2 separate regions of the Homo sapiens genome follow, and region 1 is linked to region 2. A link is a loop called in an ENCODE intact Hi-C map of the cell type or tissue named here. Cell type or tissue: endothelial cell of umbilical vein. All regions are shown on one strand. Links, peaks and the distances in the headings refer to the core of each region. The heading gives the core; the rest is flanking DNA.

Evidence for each region. Peaks named below come from ENCODE experiments on the same cell type or tissue, not always from the same donor. Only the 100,000 strongest peaks of a DNase experiment are listed, where the experiment ranks them.
Region 1: a loop joins it to region 2, with 7 times the contacts of the local background. A loop is called at or near these places in 2 of 110 quality-filtered maps.

Annotation. Positions count from the first base shown.
Region 1 is chr1:204,392,359-204,402,082 of GRCh38, reverse strand. It overlaps the pseudogene LOC124904489 and a transcript of PPP1R15B not described here. Among named protein-coding and RNA genes, the nearest start is that of PPP1R15B, 15 kb to the left of the region's middle. In endothelial cell of umbilical vein, for the core only: a CTCF peak has its summit at 3,356 (motif pointing right); a DNase peak (open chromatin) is centred at 3,402.
Region 2 is chr1:204,254,004-204,263,727 of GRCh38, reverse strand. PLEKHA6 (pleckstrin homology domain containing A6) reads left to right here. Exons shown (of 23, transcript NM_014935.5): 7 at 2,280-2,422; 8 at 3,988-4,470; 9 at 5,859-6,375. Among named protein-coding and RNA genes, the nearest start is that of GOLT1A, 45 kb to the right of the region's middle. RefSeq lists enhancers at 9,080-9,579, 9,580-9,724. In endothelial cell of umbilical vein, for the core only: a CTCF peak has its summit at 5,165 (motif pointing left); a DNase peak (open chromatin) is centred at 5,127.

The DNA of each region.
Region 1 (9,724 bases), core at 294-8,293, 140 kb before region 2:
TAATATATGTGAAAATGGCTACATTTACATTAAGCCAGATTTATTGCTATGCTTATCCTGATATTTCATAGAAATTGTGTTATTTTTCTTTTGTACTTTAGTAGAAAGTTAAAAGCAAATATTTAATTGCTGACCTCAGAATTTCTTGTTTTTTTGAGATGGTCTTGCTCTGTCCTCCAGGCTGCAGTGCATTGGTGCGATCTTGGCTCACTGTAGCCTCAACAGCCTCAACCTCCCAGGCTCAAGCGATTCTCCCACCTCAGCCTTCTGAGTAGCTGGGACTCCAGGTGCACACCACCGCACTCAGCTAATTTTTCTGTTTTTTGTAGAGATGGGGTTTTGCCATGTTGTCCAGGCTGAGACCTCAGAAATTTAGATAGTTACTCAGATTTGGGAATTTGGTGTTCTCTGGCATATTGTCATTTGGAGACTTCATTTGGACTCTATTCTCTGTACCTTTTTAAAATAAAAATGGGAAATTTTCATTTTTTTCTCATAATGCACGTTGTTTATAAAAGCATCTAATACAGAGATGTACAAAGACATTTTTGGTACATTAAAAAATAATGCTTCCCAGGGTACCTTTCTGAGCTGAGAGACTTAATTTCCTTTTATCTGTAAAAAGAGGTTTTGAGAGTTATTTAATGATACACAGGTTAGCTATTTGGAATCTTTCCTTATGAACTTAGTTGAATGTTTTGTGATCAACACAAAACACCAATCTTTTCCTTCCTGGATGTGCTCCAGCGAGACTTAAGTCTGTGTTGGCAGCATGCTATTGAGATCTATAATAATCGGTATCATAAAGAGGATACGTAAATCTCTTCTAACCCTGCTGACTTTGAGGATTCATCAAGCAGGACCTATGATGCTTTCAACCAATATGTTTCAGTGACAGGTTTGACATCAGGGAATTTAAAGAGAACTAACTCATTCTACACATGGAACGGAGAAGGCAGTTGAGAGTAGGAGTTATGTATTACCATGTAAGCAATTTGAGTTACATCAGTGTTTCACCACTGGCAGACGCCTTAATCTTATCAGAGAGAGACAGGGGAAACTAGGTTTGTGGAAAGTAGGTTGCTTGACCCATGGGGAGGATACCCTAGAGATCTAATGAGCCTGAGAGCCGCAAGGCCTGGAAAGCTGTACAACAAGGGAAGCAGCTTTGGAACAATTTTTCAGGTTTTGTTCTTGTAATCTTTTATACTTCCCCCTTTATCTCAGTAATATCCTTTATGTTTCCTCCTGCCTTTATTTGCTGAATATTTTATTTTCACTACTGTTTTATAGATCCCTACCAAGAAGAAGGATGAAGAACTTAATAGCAAAAGAAGAGCACAATTGCCAGAGATGCGAGAAGAAAGGACCTCACACGGTTCTTGACTTTTCTACAGAGCTCACTGCACATTTTCCCACTAAAATGTTGGGTAAATATTTATACTTAAGATTGGATTGGCCAGGGGTGGTGGCTCATGCCTGTAATCCCAGCACTTTGGGAGGCCAAGGTGGGAGGATCTCTTGAGCCCAGGAGTTCAAGACCAGTGTGGGCAACATGGCAAAACCATCTCTACAAAAAATACAAAAAAAAAAAAAGAAAAAGAAATTAGCTGGGCAAGGTAGTGCATGCCTGTAGTCCCACCTACTTGGGAGGCTGAGTTGGGAGCTGTGATTGAATCACTGCACTGCAGCCTGCACGACAAAGTGAGACCCTGTCTCAAAAATGTTGAAAATAAAAAAGATGGATTAACTTTCAGAAACATTCCAAGGATATTCAGGGTCAAAGAAAGAGGTGATAGTAAATGCTGCTTTGAGTTAAGCCTTCTTTTCTTTTTTTTTTTTTTTTGAGACAGTGTCTCACTGTCACCCAGGCTCTGAAGTACAGTGGCATGATCACAGCTCACTGCAGCCTCGACTTCCCAGGCTTAGGCAATCCTCCTATCTCAGCCTCTCGAGTAGCTGGGACCATAGGTGTGCACCACTTTGCTCACCTATTTTTTGTAGAGACAGGGTCTCACTATGTTGCCCGGGCTGGTCTCAAACTACTGAACTCAAGCAAGTAGCCCACCTTGGCCTCCCAAAGTGCTGGGATTACAGGCATGAGTCGTCAGGTCCAGCCATACCTCCTTTTCTTAATGGGCTCTGAAGGCAAAAACCAGAGGAGTCCCAGGGGTTTTGAAAAAGACTTATCTGGATATATGTTCTGAAGTGGGTGTTTTTAAGACCGCATTTTATCATGAAAGACTAGTTCCTCTTTGGATCTCAAATAATCACCTCAAAGAGCCCTCTGATCACTCTATCCCCCAACCCCTCCTTTTTCTCTCACAGTACCTTTTAAAATTATGTTCACTCTGCCCTCATCTTGTTAACATTTTTACTTGTTTCTCATCTACCACCACCCTCACTAGTCTGTAAACTCCATGAGAACAGGGATCTTGTCGTTTATGAGTCCAGAGCCTAGAACTGTGTCTGGTATGCTATAGTCAATAAATATTTGTTGAATAACAACTTTTTTTTTTTTTTTTGAGACAGGGTTCCACTCCCATCACCCAGACTGGAGTGCAATGGTGCAATCTTGGTGCTGAACCTCCGCCTCCCAGGCTCCAGCGATTCTCCTGCCTTAGCCTCCTAAGTAGCTGGGACTACAGGCAGATGCCATCACACCCAGCTAACTTTAATTTTTTTGTAGAGATGGGGTTTCACCATGTTGCCCAGGCTGGTCTCGAACTCTTGGGCTCATGAGCTGCCTGCCTTGGCCTCCCAAAATGCTGGGATTATAGGCGTGAGCCACCACGCCTGGACTCTTTTTTTTAATATATATAAATAGAGATGGGGTCTGGCTATGTTGCCCATATAGCAACTCCTGGCCTCAAGCAGTCCTCCTGCCTTGGCCTCCCAAAGTGCTGGGATTACATGTGTGAGCCACTGGGCCTGGCCAAGTTAATAGCTTTCCCAAAGTCACCTCTCTTATCAGCTTTATTGAAGTTTCATCCACACAGCCTTGTCTGACCAGAAACAAGTGTGCCACAATCATCAGATGATGTAGAATCACAGAATTTAAATGTCCTTAGAGAAAAGCTACCGTAAGCTTTAACTAAATTTGTAGAAAGTAATTACAAATTTCAATTTGGCTAGGTATACCACATCCATTAATTCTAGTGTCATTATTAATATAAGACACATTGTTAATTTATGAATTTAATATGCGAGCAAATCAACTGAGACCCTCCTTTCCCAGAATTAATAGGCTGCATTGGAGTACCAGAGTATTCTTGCCACCACACCAGGGGTTTTAGCTCTTTGGCAGAAGATTGGCTTTGGGTTTCTAGTGATGCTCTGTTGTCTCCACCAGATGGCGTTATCTTCCATCTGGGAGTGCCTGATGGACACCTGTTATTACAGATCTGGTTGCTATTGCTCCCCTGGAGGTGGGTCCCTCAATGTGTAAACAAGCTGGAAAACTGCCCTGCCCTGCCCATTCCAGGCCTGCCTGGCCCAGTGTGACTCCACCTTTTTGTGGTAATTACCCAGAAGTAGGGGCTCTTTCTTATAGGAGAACCAAGATTTGTATTTGAACACAAACAAAGGAACTGATTTTTTTTTTGAGTCTTGCTGTCGCCCAGGCCTAGGCTGGAGTACAGTGGCACGGTCATAGCTCACTGCAGCCTCCAACTTTTGGGCTTAAACAATCCTCCCACCTCAGCCTCCCAAGTAGCTAGGACCACAGGCATGCACCACATTGCCTGGCTAATTTTATTATTTTTGTGTGTAGAGATGGGGTCTAATTATATTGCCTAGGCTGGTCTCAAACTCCTGGCTTCAAGAGATCCTACTGCCTGGGGCTCCCAAAGTGTCGCGATTACAGGCATGAGCCACCTCACTTGGCCCTTGTATACTTTTTTATCACTGTTCAAGTCACATTGAATTTTAATTGTGATTTGCTCTTTCCTTTCTTCCTCTGTGGTGGAAGGGTCTGCGCAGTGACCAGAGTATTTTAGACACATGATACACTTTTCTTTAACTCAAGTGGTAATTTCCATAGCCTCTTTTTTCCAACACACAGGCTCCCTCCCGACATAACAAGTAATTTATGAATTCATTTCAAAGAAGCAATTTTGTATGTGAAAAGGTCTATCTTCAATGTTTACATTATTTTGTATTTGTAGTATTTGATTTTTTTTTTTTTGAAAAGCTAGCATTATTAGTGATGACCTGAAACCCAAAGTTTTAAATCAGTTGATGTAAGGTCGTCATGACTACTCTTTCCAGTGGTAGCCTAAGGTTCGCTGAAACATTGTCATCGTTATGAAAGGCACTTCATTATGCAGGATACCATTCATATCCAGTTTTCTAAGATGGTTGAGGACATTGTTTTTTAAACTTTTCTGTTTTTTAAATTGACAAAAATTGTATATGTTTACTGTCTACAACATGATGTTTTGAAATATGTGTACATTGTGGAATGGTAAGTCAAGCTAATTAACATGTATTACCTCACATACTTAGCATTTTTTTTGTGGTAAGAACCCTTAAAATCTACTCTTAGCAATTTCCTTTTTCTATTTATTTATTTATTTGAGACAAGCTGGAGTGCAGTGGTGCAATTTCGCCTCACTGTAACCTCCGCGTCCTGGGCTCAAGCAATTCTCATGTCTCAGCCTCCCAAGTAGCTGGGACTACAGGCGCGTGCCACCACACCCGGCTAATTTTTTGTATTTTAGTAGAGACAGGTTTCACCCCATGTTGCCCAGGGTGGTCTCGTACTCCTGAGCTCAGGTGATCTGCCTGCCTTGGCCTTCCAAAGTGCTGGGATTACAGGCGTGAGCCATCACGCCTGGGCTTTTTATTTATTTATTTTATTTTATTTTATTATTTATTTATGTATTTATTTATTTTGAGACAGAACCTTGCTCTGTTGCCAAGCTGGAGTGCAGTGGCATGATCATGGCTTTCTTCAGCCTCAACCTCCTGGGCTCAGGCAATCCTCTTGCCTCAGTTTCCCGAGTAGCTGGGACCACAGGCTCACACCACCACAACAGGCTAATTTTTAAGTTATCTGTAGGGGCGAGATCTCCCTATATTGCCCAGGCTGGTCTTGAAGTCCTAGGCTTAAGTGTTCCTCCTGCCTCCCAAAGTGTTGAGATTACAGGTGTGAGCCACCTCACCTGGCCAATTTGCAAGAATATAATACATTGTTATTGACTATGGTCACCATGTCGTACAGTAGATCTCTTGAACTTATTCCTCCTCACTGAAAGTTTGTATCCTTTGAGCAACGTCTCCCCAACCCACTTCTTGTTTTTTATTAACTTATTAAAGTATAATTTACAATAAGTTTCACTCATTTTAAGTATGAATTCAATGAGTTTTGATAAACACGTGTAGTCATATAAACACCACCACTATCAAAATATGGATCATTTCCATCACCCAGAAAGTTCCCTTATGTTCTTTTGTATTCGGTCCCCTTCCCAACCTCCAGCTTTTGGCAGCCATTGCTTTTCTTTTCTTTGTCTTTTTTTTTTTTTTTGACAGACAGGGTCTTACTGTCACCCAGGCTGGAGTGTAGTGGTGTGATCACGGCTCACTGCAGCCTTATCTCCCTGGGTTCAGGTGATCCTCCCACCTCAGCCTCCTGAGTAGCTGGGACTACAGCTGTGTGCGACCACACCCAGCTGGTTTTTTGTTTTTTTTTTTTTGTTTTTGTTTTTGCTTTTTTTTTTTTTTTTGTATTTTTAGTAGAGATAAGGTTTTGGCATGTTGCCCAGGCTAGTCTTGAACTTCTGGGCTCAAGAGATCTGCCTGTTTTGGCCTCCCAACATGCTGGGATTGCAGGTGTGAGCCACCACGTCTGGCCTTTGATCTGCTTTCAACACTTTTAGCTCTTCTAGAATTTCAGAAAAATGGTATCGGATGTACAGCATGGACCCTTCTGTGGTGGGCTTCTTTACTGTAATGCTTTTGAGATTCATCTGTGCTGTTGAGTGTCTCTGCAGTCCATTCCTTCTGTTGAGTGTATCAGTAGTCCATTCCTTTTCATGGCTGAGTAGTATTTCATTGTATAATTATACCACTATTTGTTCATTTACTAGATAATAAACAGTTGGCTTGTTTAAGTATGAATTCAATGAGTTTTGATAAATATGTGTAGTTATATAAACATGACTACATATATAAACATATAAACATATACATATATAAGCACATATAAATTTGTGTCTATTATGAATAAAGCTTCTATGAACTGTTGAGTACAAGCGTTTGAGTGGACATATGATTTCATTGCTTTTTGATAAATCCAGGAGTGAGACTGCTGGATCATATGGTAAGTATATATCTAATTATATAAGAAACTCCCAAACAGTTTTCCAAAGTGGCTATACTACTTGGCAGCAGCGTATGAGCTCCAGTTGCTCCACATCCTTGCCAACACTTGATATTGTAAGTCTTTTTAAGTTTAGCTATTCTAGTGGCATCTTATTTTGGTGTAAATTTGCATTTCCTTGGTGTTTAATGATATGGAGCATCTTTCCACATGTTTATTTGCATTGATAAATACCTTCTTCAGTCAAGTGTCTGTTCAAATCTTTTGTCCTTTTTTTTAAGCCAAATTGTTAGTATTTATATGGATTTGTGTATGTGTGTGTGTCTTTAAAAACATATTCTAGATATAAGTCCTTTATATTTTGCAAATATTTCTCCCAGTCTGTGGCTTGCCTTTTTATTTTTTAAATTATGTAATTTGGGGAGCAGAATTTTTTTAATTTTGCAGAAGTTCAGTTTATCAATTTTTTCTTCTATGGTCCATGCTTTTCCAAAGGTCTTAGAAGTTTTTCCCTAACAAAGTCATGAATATTTTTGTTTATGTTTACTTCTAGAAGTTTTGTAGTTTTAGCTCTGACATTTAAGTCTTGTCATTCACTCTGAGTTAACCTTTGTATGTGTTATGAGGGCAAGGGTTAAGCTTCATATTTTTGCACATGGATATTCAATTGTTGAAAAGACTATCCTTTCTCCATTGAGTAATTTTGACATATTTTTCAAATTTCAGTTGACCATGTAGATGGATCTATTTCTGGACCCTGTATTCTGTTTCATTGATCTGTATCTCTGTGCTTACATAAATACCACACTGCCTTGATTACTGTAACTTTATAGTGAGTCTTGAAATTACTTTGTTCTTTTTCAAAATGGTTTTTGTTACTCCAGGCCCTTTGCTTTTTTTTTTTTTGAAAAACAAATCTTTATTGTCTAGAAATACATATTTAAAAAATCCTCTTCAAAAGATGCTATTCACTCATTTCCCCATTTCCTCTTCTTCCACATCTCTGATATAAAGGACATTATTACACCTTATTAAAACTTCACCTAGATGTCCAGGCAATGCCTCATTTATGAATTCTGTATCTGCAAGCTGCATGTTCATATAGCCATCTACAGATACCAGGTAGCCCTTATACTCCATTCCCACTTAAGCTTCACCATCACTGGCTCTCCTGTTAATCCACTGAGGAAATATTTGAGATTGAGGGGTAAACTCATTGTAACTAAAGGGAATGTTGCGGGCTATTTGCCACCGACCTAGCTGCTACTCTCCTGTCCCTCCTAACTCAGCAGATACTGCAGGTCCAGAACCACTGAGCTTTAAGAGAAATGGCTGCCAAATAGGAGTGTCACCCTTTGCATTTCTATTTGAATTTCAGGACTAGCTTATTAATTCTTACCAAAAAAAATGCGGGGCAGGTGGGGGGTGCTGGTTGGGCATTGAATGGAATTACACTGACTGTATGGATTGATTTAGGAAGAGTTGACATCTTAACAATATTGAGTCCTTTGATCCATAAACACACTATATTTCTCCATTTATTTGAGTCTTTTTAAGTTTCTCTCAAGTGTTTTGTAGTATTCAATATATTGATCTTGTACATATTTTGTTACATTATCCCTAAATATTTCCTTTTTGAGATACTATTATAAATTGTACTTTTTTCATTTCAATTTCCACTTCTTTGCTAGTAATATAGAAATACAATTTATTTTTCTATATTAACTCTGTGTCTTGTGACCTTTGAATATTTTACATAGATGATCATGTCTTAGAATAAAAATGACTTCGCTTCCTTCTTTCTCATCTGTATGCCTTTTATTTATGTTTTTCTTGCTTTATTGTACCAGCTAGTATAACAAGTACAAAGGCAAGTAGAAGTGGTCAGAGGAGGAATCCTTGCCTTGTCTTTAGGATCAGTGATGTCTTCTTTTTCATTCCTGATCTTGGTAATTTATGTCGTCTTCTCTCTCTCTCTTTTTTTGCTTATCAGTCTGGCTAGAGGTTTATTAATTTTATTGATCTTTTTAAAGAACCAGCTTTTGGTTTCATTGATTGTTTTCCAATTGTTTTTTGTTTTGCTTTGTTTTGTCCATTGATTTCTGATCTGTAGTGCATTTTCTTTCTTCTCCTTTTTTGGGGTTCAATTTGTTCTTTTTCTAATTCTTAAGGTGGCACTTAGACCACTGATTCAAGACCTTTCTTTTCTTCTAATATAAATATCTAATGCTAAAAGGTTCCCTATAGGCATCATTAGCTGCTTCTCACATATGTTTATATGTTGTGTTTTCATTTTCATTCAGTTCAAGCTATTTTCTAATTTCCTGTGTGATTTCTTCGACCTATGGTTATTGGAATTGTGTCATTTTGGCCAGGCACAGTTGCTCACACCTGTAATCCCAGCACTTTGGGAGGCCGAGGCGGGAGGATCACTTGAGCCCAGGAGCTCGAGACCAGCCTGGGCAAAATAGGGAGACCCTGTCTCTGCAGAAAAGCAAACAAACAAAACAACAACAACAACAATAACAACAAAAAACGTGGACATGGTGGCACACATTTGTGGTCCTAGCTATTCAGGAGACTGAGATAGAAGGATTTCTTGAGCCTGGGAGGTTGAGGGTGTAGGGAGCTGTGATCGTGCTACTGCACTCCAGCCTAGGTTACAAAGTGAGACCCTGTCTCCAAAAAAAGAAAAATTAAAAGTATGTCACTTAATTTTTAAGTTTAAACATTTGAGATATCCCAAATATCTTGTTGACTTCTAACTTAATTTTATGGTGCCTAGATAAAATTACTTTCTTTTATTCTAATCCTTTAAAATGCATTGAGATTTGTTTTAAGACCTAGCGTATGTCTGTCCTGTAGAGTGTTCCATATATGTTTGACCAAAAAAATGTGTATTCGGCCTTTGCTAGTGACATGTTCTCTATATGTTGGTTAGGTCAAGTTGATTGATAATGTTGTTCAAGCCCTCTATATACTTACTGATTTTCTAATTGTTTTATAAATTGATACTCCAAGAGAGGAGTATCAAAACACCAACTATAATCGTTCAACTGAATTGTTTATTTCTACATTCTCTACTGTCAGTTTTTACTTTCTGTGTTTTAGGGCTCTTTGCTAGGTGCATTTAGATTTATTTTTGTTTATCTTCCTGATTTTGCCCCCATGGGGACATTTGGAAAAGTCTGGAGACATTTTTGGTTGTCGCAAATGGGGAAATGCTGCCGGCACCTAGTAGCTAGAAGCCAGAGATACTGCTTAACATTCTGCAATGCCTGGACAGTCTCTGAAACAAAGAGTTATTCAGCTCACAATGTAGGGACTGAGGTCAAGAAACCAAATTTCTTTTAATACTTAATACCTAAATCTCTAGCAATTTTTAAAGAGTAAATGCTT
Region 2 (9,724 bases), core at 648-8,647:
AGCCTGTCTCACCCTCCCCACCAGACCTGTGCAGAGACACAGACACGTTCCAGCTCGGAGCTCTGCCAGCAGCAGGCGTGAGATAAACATCCCCGAGTGACTGACACACTCCCTCCACCACAGATCCCAGATATCACCTCTCTGCCCACCAGCCCCTCGCCTCCTTCCCCCACACTGCGCTGCCTCTTTTAAACCTGACTCTGAGGGCTGTGCTCGGTGGCCCACAAAGGGTTCTGATTGTGGCTATTCCATGGCCCTTCCCCAGGGAAGGGAGGGGAGCTGAGACAGATGGGAGGCTTGTCCTGTTGTGGCCACCGAGCGAAACTCTTGGATGGCTAAGAATGAGCCAGGAACTGTTCCTGCCCAGGCTACCGCTGAATGCCTTAACCTCTCCCTAACTCTGGCCCCACAGAGGCTCCGGGGGCTTTGCCCCGCTGGGACAGCTCCCTCAATTCTCTGGCCCCCTTTCATAGTTCCAGGCCAGCGCCCCTACCCACTCCCCATCAATGGCCCTGTCTTTTCCCAGGCCCTCTGCCTTCTCCTGTCACAGCACTTGTCCCTGTGCCTCTGCTCTCTCCTTGTTTCCCGCGGCATGTTTTGTCCCCCAGCGTGACTGTCAGCTCTTCAAGTGCAAGAGCCTGTCTTTGCCTTCCTTGTGACTGGTGCCCCCAGCGAGTTCTGCACACACAGGCTGCTCCCTGGATGCTCATTGAATTGATGAATTCATTTGCTGCCCGCTCCCACCCACCCCAGGACACACCCACGAGCCCTGCCTGTGTGTCTCCGCTCTACAATAACCCTGTGTTCTCCACCTAGAAGGCTTGCTTGGGCCCCTGGTCTCTCTATCCCCTATCCGTCGCAAGTCTCAGCTTCTTAGTCTTCACTGGCTTTTTGTCAACACCTCCCCTGCCCTCTCCCACACCTACATGCTAAGCCCTCTGCTGGAGGGTGGGGACCAGAGGAAGGAGGCCCACCCCTGCCTCTTGCTGGGTAATGGCTCCTGTCAGAAAGAAAATGAGGGCTGGGGACAGGTGGAGGCGAGGTGGGACCAGCTGCAGCTGAGGAATCTTTTGAGCATTTAGAGGGTGTGGGCTTGACGTTGCTGTTCAGGGGAGCCCTGAAGCTATCTCAACCCCCAGAGACCCAGGATTTAGGGCTCAAGGGGTCAGAGGCTGGAGTGAGGCTCACATCCGAGACTCTGAATCACTGCTAGATGTCCCCTGTTGAGTGGGCTAAGCTAGGCTACTGAGGATCTCACTGGGAAGTGTGCTGAGGTCCCAGAAAGCATTTAGTCCTGTGGCCTCTTTTCCTTGTGGCCTAAGAACTTTGAATTTCACCAGGCAGACTCTTTTCCCGTGAAATAGATGCATCAGTGAAGACCAGAGCAAAACCACAACTTGTCTGCAGTTGCAGAGCTGGTCAGGAGCAGAGCCAGGCTTAGCACTGCGATTCCCTGACTCACTCTCCACCACCAGCCTGAATTTCCCTGGTGCAAGCTCTCCACTCCCCACCCCTTGGTAGGCAGAACTGGGCATTGTTGGGTGCTGCCATTCCCGGGGGAATGCTGAGTAGAAGAGGACAATCTGAATATTCCCCCTTCCCTGTGCTCCTCACCGTTTCCTGCCACGTCGTCTTCTGTCTCTCCCTTTGGTGTTTGGTTGACCTGTTCTCTGCTTCTCCTCCTTCTGACCGCGTGAGGACCCCTCCTCTGGACAGGAGCTCTCTTCTGGGTTCCCGCCCGCAGTACCTGCTCGCAGCCACCAACTAGGTAGTGTGCCCCATCTGTATGCCAGTGCCTGCTTTGCATGCCTGCAGAGAGGGGCTTGGCTGTCTCTCCACGTGGAAGAGACAGTGCTAGCTTCTCAGCAGTGAAGCTGGGGCTAAGATTGGCATGTGCTCAGGGGGTCCTCTCTCCCAGACATGGGGTCATTGCCTTTGAAATCAAACATGGAATTTGCCGGGAGAATGGGTGTGATCATTGTCCCTCCTGCTTTAATTACCCCAGGTGGGGCAAGTAGGCTGACCTGGTTATTGGGCTGCCTAATGGTGCCCAGAGAGCCAGCCAAGGTGGATACGTGGGTACCAGCTGGAACCCTCGGGGTAGCTGCAAGCTGCCCTCTTCACCTTGCTCCTGAGCTCCGCATGGGGAAGAGCCCCAGGTGCAGGGAATGGCCCAACTGACTGCCCATTCTGTGGGCGTTGGTGTCTTCTCCCAACAGGTGACTGTGTGCTGGGTGGATGAGGCCGAGGCCAGCTCCACACGCTGCCTCTCCCCACAGGCTGAGCATGCCGGGGTCCGCACCTACTTCTTCAGTGCCGAGAGCCCCGAGGAGCAAGAGGCCTGGATCCAGGCCATGGGGGAGGCTGCTCGAGTACAGATCCCTCCAGCCCAGAAGTCAGTGCCCCAAGCTGTGCGGCACAGGTGAGTGCCAGGGAATTGAGTGTGGGGGTGCAGGAAGAATAAAGAGGGGAATGGAAGACACACCCAGCTCTGGGCCATTGCTAATCCCAGTGTGCCTACTTGAAGCCCTGGAGAATGTGTGAGCCGTCTCCTTGCATCCAGGCGGGAGGCCTGGCTGAGTGATTTCAGAGCCTGAAGTCTCTCTTCCCCTAGCCAGCTCCTCCTCTTCTCTCTGAGCTCGGGAAGGCCAAGAGAAAAGCCAGGTTCCATTGGGGTCTGGCCAGGAGCCAGAGGTCAGGGTCATTTGCTGGTTTTTCTCGGCTGTGTGTGTTAAGCACACCGCCTTTGGAGGAAAATAAACTCAGGTTTGAATCACACCTTGTCCACTTGGCTGTAGCGTGATCTCAGTGCAAGGGACTCACCCTCTCTGAACCCGAGGTTCCTCTGCTCAAAAACCAGCAAATACAACTCTACCTCATAGGGTTGTTGTGAGGCCTACACAGAGTGCGTGTAAAACACTCAACATGCAGTAAACTCTTAACATATGGCCGCTCCCATCGCCCGCCGTCACCCACGGTCTCAGCGTCTGTCTCTCCCTTAACTGGATGTGGAGTCTTGAGTTAGGTGCTAAGGGGGATCCAGGAAAAGGGGGTTTCACAGTGTAGGCTCCAAGTCCACATATCTTAGAAATGTTTACCAAGCAATGTTTCAACAATCCCACTTGAATATGTGGAGTTTGGGAAGCTGTAGGGGGAAAATTGTCACAAATTTCCATCTTCGCTTCAACCAAGGGGCATAATTCCAAGAGTTCATTCATTCATTTCACAAATACTTACTGTAAATATAAATGTGCAAGGCACTGTAGTGGGTGCTAGGAACACAGGGGAAGAAAGTCTGCCATGTTCCTACCCTTGTGGGGCCTGTATTCTCATGGAAAGTCAGTCCTGGAAGAAATGTGTTTTGGAGAAGGGAACTAGCGTGTTTATGTGCTTGTGAGTTTGAAAGCAGAAACTTCTGCTCCTGGTGCCCGCCATGTTTTATCTCACAGCAGTCCTAGGAGGGGAGCTATTATTATGCCCATTCTGCTGATGAGGAGCCCAAGACTCTTGGCAGTTAAATAACTTTCTATAAGAAAGACAGCTGCCCCGTGACAAGCCTTTGTCACTGGAGTATCAAGGACAGTTACTGATGTGAGTGCAAACCCAGTTTGGGGAGCTGGGTCAGGGATAGATCGCAGAGAGGACCAAGACTAGGTGAGGTTAGTCATGCCATAGCTTGAAGGCTGGGCTCAAAGCAGACTGACAGAGGGGAGTGGGGTGGAGAATGACCTGCAGAGAAGACGTGGGGGGCAGAGTTAACACAGCAGGTGTGGGCAGGGGCGGATTAGGTTGTATAATAATTTCCCAGGCTGGAGCGAGAAGGTGAAGGGGTGGGACTTAGGAAGCAGAACTGGAGTTCATAGAATCCTGGTTCCAGCCACCTCCCTGCCCATCCTTCCCCACTCCTCTTCTTCCCAGTCTGGCACCCCCTGCCCCACTCCATGCTGGGCTAGAGTCACTGACAGCATCTCCCTTGGCATCCTGCAGCCATGAGAAGCCAGACTCGGAGAACGTCCCACCCAGCAAGCACCACCAGCAGCCACCCCACAACAGCCTCCCTAAGCCTGAGCCAGAGGCCAAGACTCGAGGGGAGGGTGATGGCCGAGGCTGTGAGAAGGCAGAGAGAAGGCCTGAGAGGCCAGAAGTCAAGAAAGAGCCTCCGGTGAAAGCCAATGGCCTCCCAGCTGGACCGGAGCCAGCCTCAGAGCCGGGCAGCCCTTACCCCGAGGGCCCAAGAGTGCCAGGGGGTGGGGAACAGCCTGCCCAGCCCAATGGCTGGCAGTACCACTCCCCAAGCCGGCCAGGGAGCACAGCTTTCCCGTCTCAGGATGGAGAGACTGGGGGACACCGGCGGAGTTTCCCACCACGCACCAACCCTGACAAAATTGCCCAGCGCAAGAGCTCCATGAACCAGCTTCAGCAGTGGGTGAATCTGCGCCGGGGGGTACCCCCGCCTGAAGACCTTCGGAGGTGAGGCATGCCGGCGGCTGGGGTGGGGCTGATATGGTATTATGGCTAGAGCGTGCGAGTGGGGTCATAGCCCACGAGGCATCCCCTGTTGGAAACCTTCTGGAAGCAGGCTGAGTTGGGAAACCAAGCAAATCCCATGCTTCCTGGCTTGCCCAAATCCTGCCTGCCCCATGGCTCCACCATTAGAGTCTGGCTGCTGTCCCTGATTCTTGGTTTCTTTGTCTGCTTCCTTCAGAAGAAGGGACAGAGTGCCCCAGTGCCTCTCCACGGCGTGCTGGGGAGCCCAGAACACAGCAGGCTTTGGGAGGGGGCCTGAAGTTGTTATAGTCATACATCCATCCAAGCTATGGGCCCTCCTACAACATCCTCTCCCCAGTGCTCCACCCACTTGAGACTCACTAACTGCCAGACCAACTCATTCCATTTTTGAACAACTCTAATTGTTTTAAAGCCATGATTTATATGAAGTTAAAAAACAAAACAAAGTAGCTCATTGGTCCCAACATGGCCATCTATGACCATTTACGCCTTTATCCAATGACTGACTTTGAAATATCTGGGGACATTTATTGGGCCCAATGGTGTCCCTCAGGGCAAATGGGCTGCAGGCTCCTTCCCTGGGGATTTGGGCAGCTCCAGGGACTGCAGGCCACAGCTTCAGGAAGGCCATGGGGCCCGGGAGGAACCTGCCCTCTAGTGGCCTGAGCGGCTGCGCATTGCTGGTGGTCTGGTGCCTGGGAGCATCAGGCCTGCTCTGGGGAGAACCACTTGGGATGAGTCCCAAGAATCTACTGGTTCTGTCCCTGACAAGATCATACAGTCAGGAAGCTGGGCATGGTGGCTCACACCTGTGGTCCCAGCTACTACTCTACAGGTGGATGTGGGAGGATTGCTTGAGCCCAGGAGTTCAAGGCTGCAGTGAGCCTTGATGGCCCCACTGTATTCCAGGCTGGTGACAGAATGGACCTCATCTCTAAAATAATATAAAATAGATCAGGAAGCCGCCCTTTCTTTCATCCCTCCTACATTGCCCTCCTTCAGGTGCCTGGTAGACTTTCTTCTATTTGCCTCTCTCAGAAAAGATCTGATAAACTGGTTCATGCTGAGATGGAGATGGCTGATAAGGCTTCACGTTTCTTCCTAGGGATATGTCATTTTAAAGAGGCAAAGATTGAAGCTCTGAATGGTGCAGTGTCCAGCCTTGGGGAGTTGTTTGAGGAGGGGGGCTGTGAGGACAGGAGTCTTTCCCTCATCTCTGGAATAAACCTCAGCCCCTGTGTACCTATTCAAGCACCCTGCTCTAGGCTGGGGGACCTGGAGGTGGGGCTGGGGTGGGTGGAGGGGTGCCCGTGTTGTCTGCCTTCATTACAATGTCCCCTCTCTCTCAGTCCCTCTAGGTTCTATCCTGTGTCTCGCAGGGTCCCTGAGTACTATGGCCCCTACTCCTCCCAGTACCCCGATGATTATCAGTACTACCCGCCAGGAGTGCGGCCGGAGAGCATCTGTTCCATGCCGGCCTATGATCGGATCAGCCCGCCCTGGGCCCTGGAGGACAAGCGCCATGCCTTCCGCAATGGGGGTGGCCCTGCCTACCAGCTGCGAGAGTGGAAGGAGCCCGCCAGCTACGGGCGGCAGGATGCCACCGTCTGGATCCCAAGCCCCTCCCGGCAGCCAGTCTATTATGATGAGCTGGATGCCGCCTCTAGCTCCCTGCGCCGCCTGTCCCTGCAGCCCCGCTCCCACTCTGTGCCCCGCTCACCCAGCCAGGGCTCCTACAGCCGTGCCCGCATTTACTCCCCTGTCCGCTCACCCAGTGCCCGTTTTGAGCGGCTGCCACCTCGCAGTGAGGACATCTATGCTGACCCTGCTGCCTATGTGATGAGGCGATCCATCAGCTCCCCCAAGGTGAGCCACCAGCCTGCCCTTCCTTCCTCATCCCCTGAGGTCCCCAGAAGCCTAAGACCATCTACTGAGAAAAGGCAGAGATGTGGGAGCATCTGTGCCACGGGGCCACTGGGCCGTTTGTCTGCAGGACCAGCAGTGCTGCCCAGCGGAGCCCCTGGCCTGTGGTTCTGTCTGTAGGAGAGCTGTCTTGGGGATGGCTTTGCCTCTTGAGTGGGGACATTGCTTTCTGTACATGCCCCCAAGTTGTGCCAGATACCATGCCGTCATATAAGAGGGCAGAGAGGGTTCTGTCTTTTCAAATCTTGAGGACCTGGACAGATCATTGCAAGGGGGGCTGCTGTCCATTTCAGTTTGGGATCTGCTCTGGGAACTGAACACAAATACCTCTAACCTTGAGCTTCAGCTGTTGGGGAACTCCGTGTCCCAGCCAGACCCCTCACCTCTGCGATCCCTTTCTCTTCCAGTATGATTACCTGGGAGACAGGCGGCCAGTCCCTGCAGGACTGTTCCCCTACAACTACCCACCATCCCCCACGGTCCACGATAAGATGGTACGTCCTTTCTCCCCTCCACCTGTCTCAGGGCCTCCCCGCACCGTGCTCCACTCAGGGTGGAGCTAAACTGGGGCGGACTCCAGGGACGCTCTGTGCCTAGTGCCTGGCCTGGCTGGTTTTTAGCAGCCTCTGGATACCTCCTCCCTCCCAGCCAGGACTCTAGCCCCAGTATCAAGTTTGGTGCCAATAACCCCTTCTCCTCTGTGACACAGCCCGTGGAGGAGGGATGAGATCTGGGAGCATGTAATATCCTGGTCCCTCTCCTCTCCAGCATGCAGGAGAAGGGGCCTAGGCAGGAAAAATCAGGCCAGAGCTCCTAACAAGAAGCAAGATCTTCTAAACTTTTTTCCCCTGAAGCATAGTTATTTCATGTTTGTCCTTTGCCTGGAATGCCACTTTTGGGGAGAGATACAAGCGATATGATTGAGGAAGAAAAAATTTTCCGAATTGCATCTCCTCCTTTTTCTCTGCCTCTTTCTACTCGTGTCTCTCCCTGGAATTTGTTCTCCTGAGAACTTTTGCCACCACCTAGAGACCTAGATAAGATGCTCCACTTGGGAGGGTTGGGGAGGACCACTGGGACCAACAGGCAGAATCCTTTTCCAGAAAGCCTGTTGCTGACTCATTTCCATAACAGTACCAGGAGGCCAGAGTGGAGGAGGGCTGGGCAGGCTGGAGGCTAGGCGGCTGCTCCTTCCCCTCTCTGTCTGATTCTCACTCTGCCAGTGTCCACAGCATATAAGCTTTGCCCACAGCAAACACACGCACCCAGAAACAACCGATTTTTCCAGAAAACTCAGAAACAGCTGCTAACAAGTGCTGCCTAAATTGCTCTGATGACACTCACCTCTCCCAGGGAGGCCTAGGCAGACCTAGGAGAGATGGCACTGGGGTCTGCGTGTGCCCCTCCTCTCCTGGAGTGTCCAGTAGAGAACTACTTTGCCTGCCCACATCCTCAACCCCTCCCTTCCTGAGAACTCCTCAAGGGCAGAGGGAGAAGCCTCTCCTTGTCCTTGTCGCTAACTCTTAACTGCTTTGCTTCTTTTTTTATTGTTTTCTTTTGTGTGTTCCTGTTTGTTTGTGTTGCTGTTTGGCCTCTGGGCCTCGGGCTCCGGGTAGGATGAACTTTTAGATCTTCAGTTGCAAAGAAACCTAGAGTATTTGGATCAGCAGGTAGGCAGAGCTGGTGCCCCCCTTATCATCCCACTGCCTTCCTGTCGCATCTCTCCACTCCTCCCCACCTCCTCATCTTCCAGCCATTTGACAACCTTTGTTGGTGCAAGCAGGACACAACAAAGTGGCTTATGTTTTGGTTTGCGCCTACACACCCCTTCTCTTCAAAGCCCTTTAGGACAGCTGGGAGTTTCCTGGGGAAAGAAGCATAATAAGTAGGCACATGAATAATTAATGCCACCTCTTATTTCTCCAGTGCTCAGCTCAGATGGAACTGCCCCCAGGGGGCAGGTGGGAATTTGCATTTTTTCTGGCGAGAGGAGGGAGTCGCAGAGTCGAGGGAGCTCTAGGCTGGGCCTAAAATGCTAGGGATTTAGTTCAGCCTGAATCTGGGAAATCATCTTATCATATTTTACAGGTTGTTGTTAAACTCCATAATTGGTAAACTGAGGCCTGCAGACCCTCCCTAGGATGATTTTTAAAGTAATATTCACTCAGTGTATTCATTAGTTCCTCCAAAAGCCCTTTTGCATAAACAGCTCGTGCATTCCTGAGAATTCAGTGCAAACAGAGGGAGTATTATCAACCCAGTTTTACAGGTGAGCAAGCTGAAGAGGCAGTGAATGTTCCATGAGCTGCAAGCAGTGGCTGCCTGGTCTCTGCTCCGGGGTTCTAACCCTTTCTTGTCTTTTAAGCTAAGGGAGCTGTGAGACTGAGTTTAGACAGGCTGGGGGTCAATATGCTGGGTATTTATATAAGCACATACTCTTAAGTTTAGATCTGTGCTACAAACCACGACCTAGAAGTACACAACACTGTCCTGTGGAGGCAGCCTGGAGGGGTGGAAATAATAATAATAATAACAACAGCTACAATAATTGGATGCCTCCTCCATGCCCCATACTATTCTAAGCATTTTTCAGATCTTAACTCATTTAATCTTCACTATAACCCTGTAAGATGGATGCTATTATTACCCCCATTTTACAGCTGAGGAAACTAAAGCACAGAGAGGTTGAATAACATGCCAAGAACACACAGCCAGTGAACAGCCGAGCTTGGACAGTGACTCCAAGCTTCTGACCCAGTTTACAGCTGAGGAAACATCTAATGTGTGACAAAGCTGCTGTCAAACCTCATTAGGATGAGTTCATGCTCTTAAAGTTACAGAAAAAAAAAATTTTAAATGAGATGCTATAGCTGCAACTGTTGGTTCTTCTAGTCACAAGCCATGTGACCCATCTCACCAGGGCTTCATGTCGGTGTCGCAATTCGATTTTGTAATAGGCCTCAGGCACTAGGAAGCACCAATGTCCACAGTTCAATAAACAGGGATGGCTCCTGGCCCTGGAGGCCGTGGCATTCCAGCTCCAGAAGCAGCTCATTGTGTCCACACCATGAGCATTCTGGGCCATGTGGGAACAGATCCCAGGATTCCAACTCTGAGCAGGGCCGGGAGGTCCAGGATCCTGCTGATGGGAAACAAGATCCAAAGTGCCTTGCAGGGGTGAGGAGCAGGGCTCATGGCCCACCCACCTCCGGATTCCTGAGCAAGCTATCCTCCCTGTCACCCATGTGATTGGCTTTCTACTCCATCCACAATGCCCAGCTGTCCAAGCATT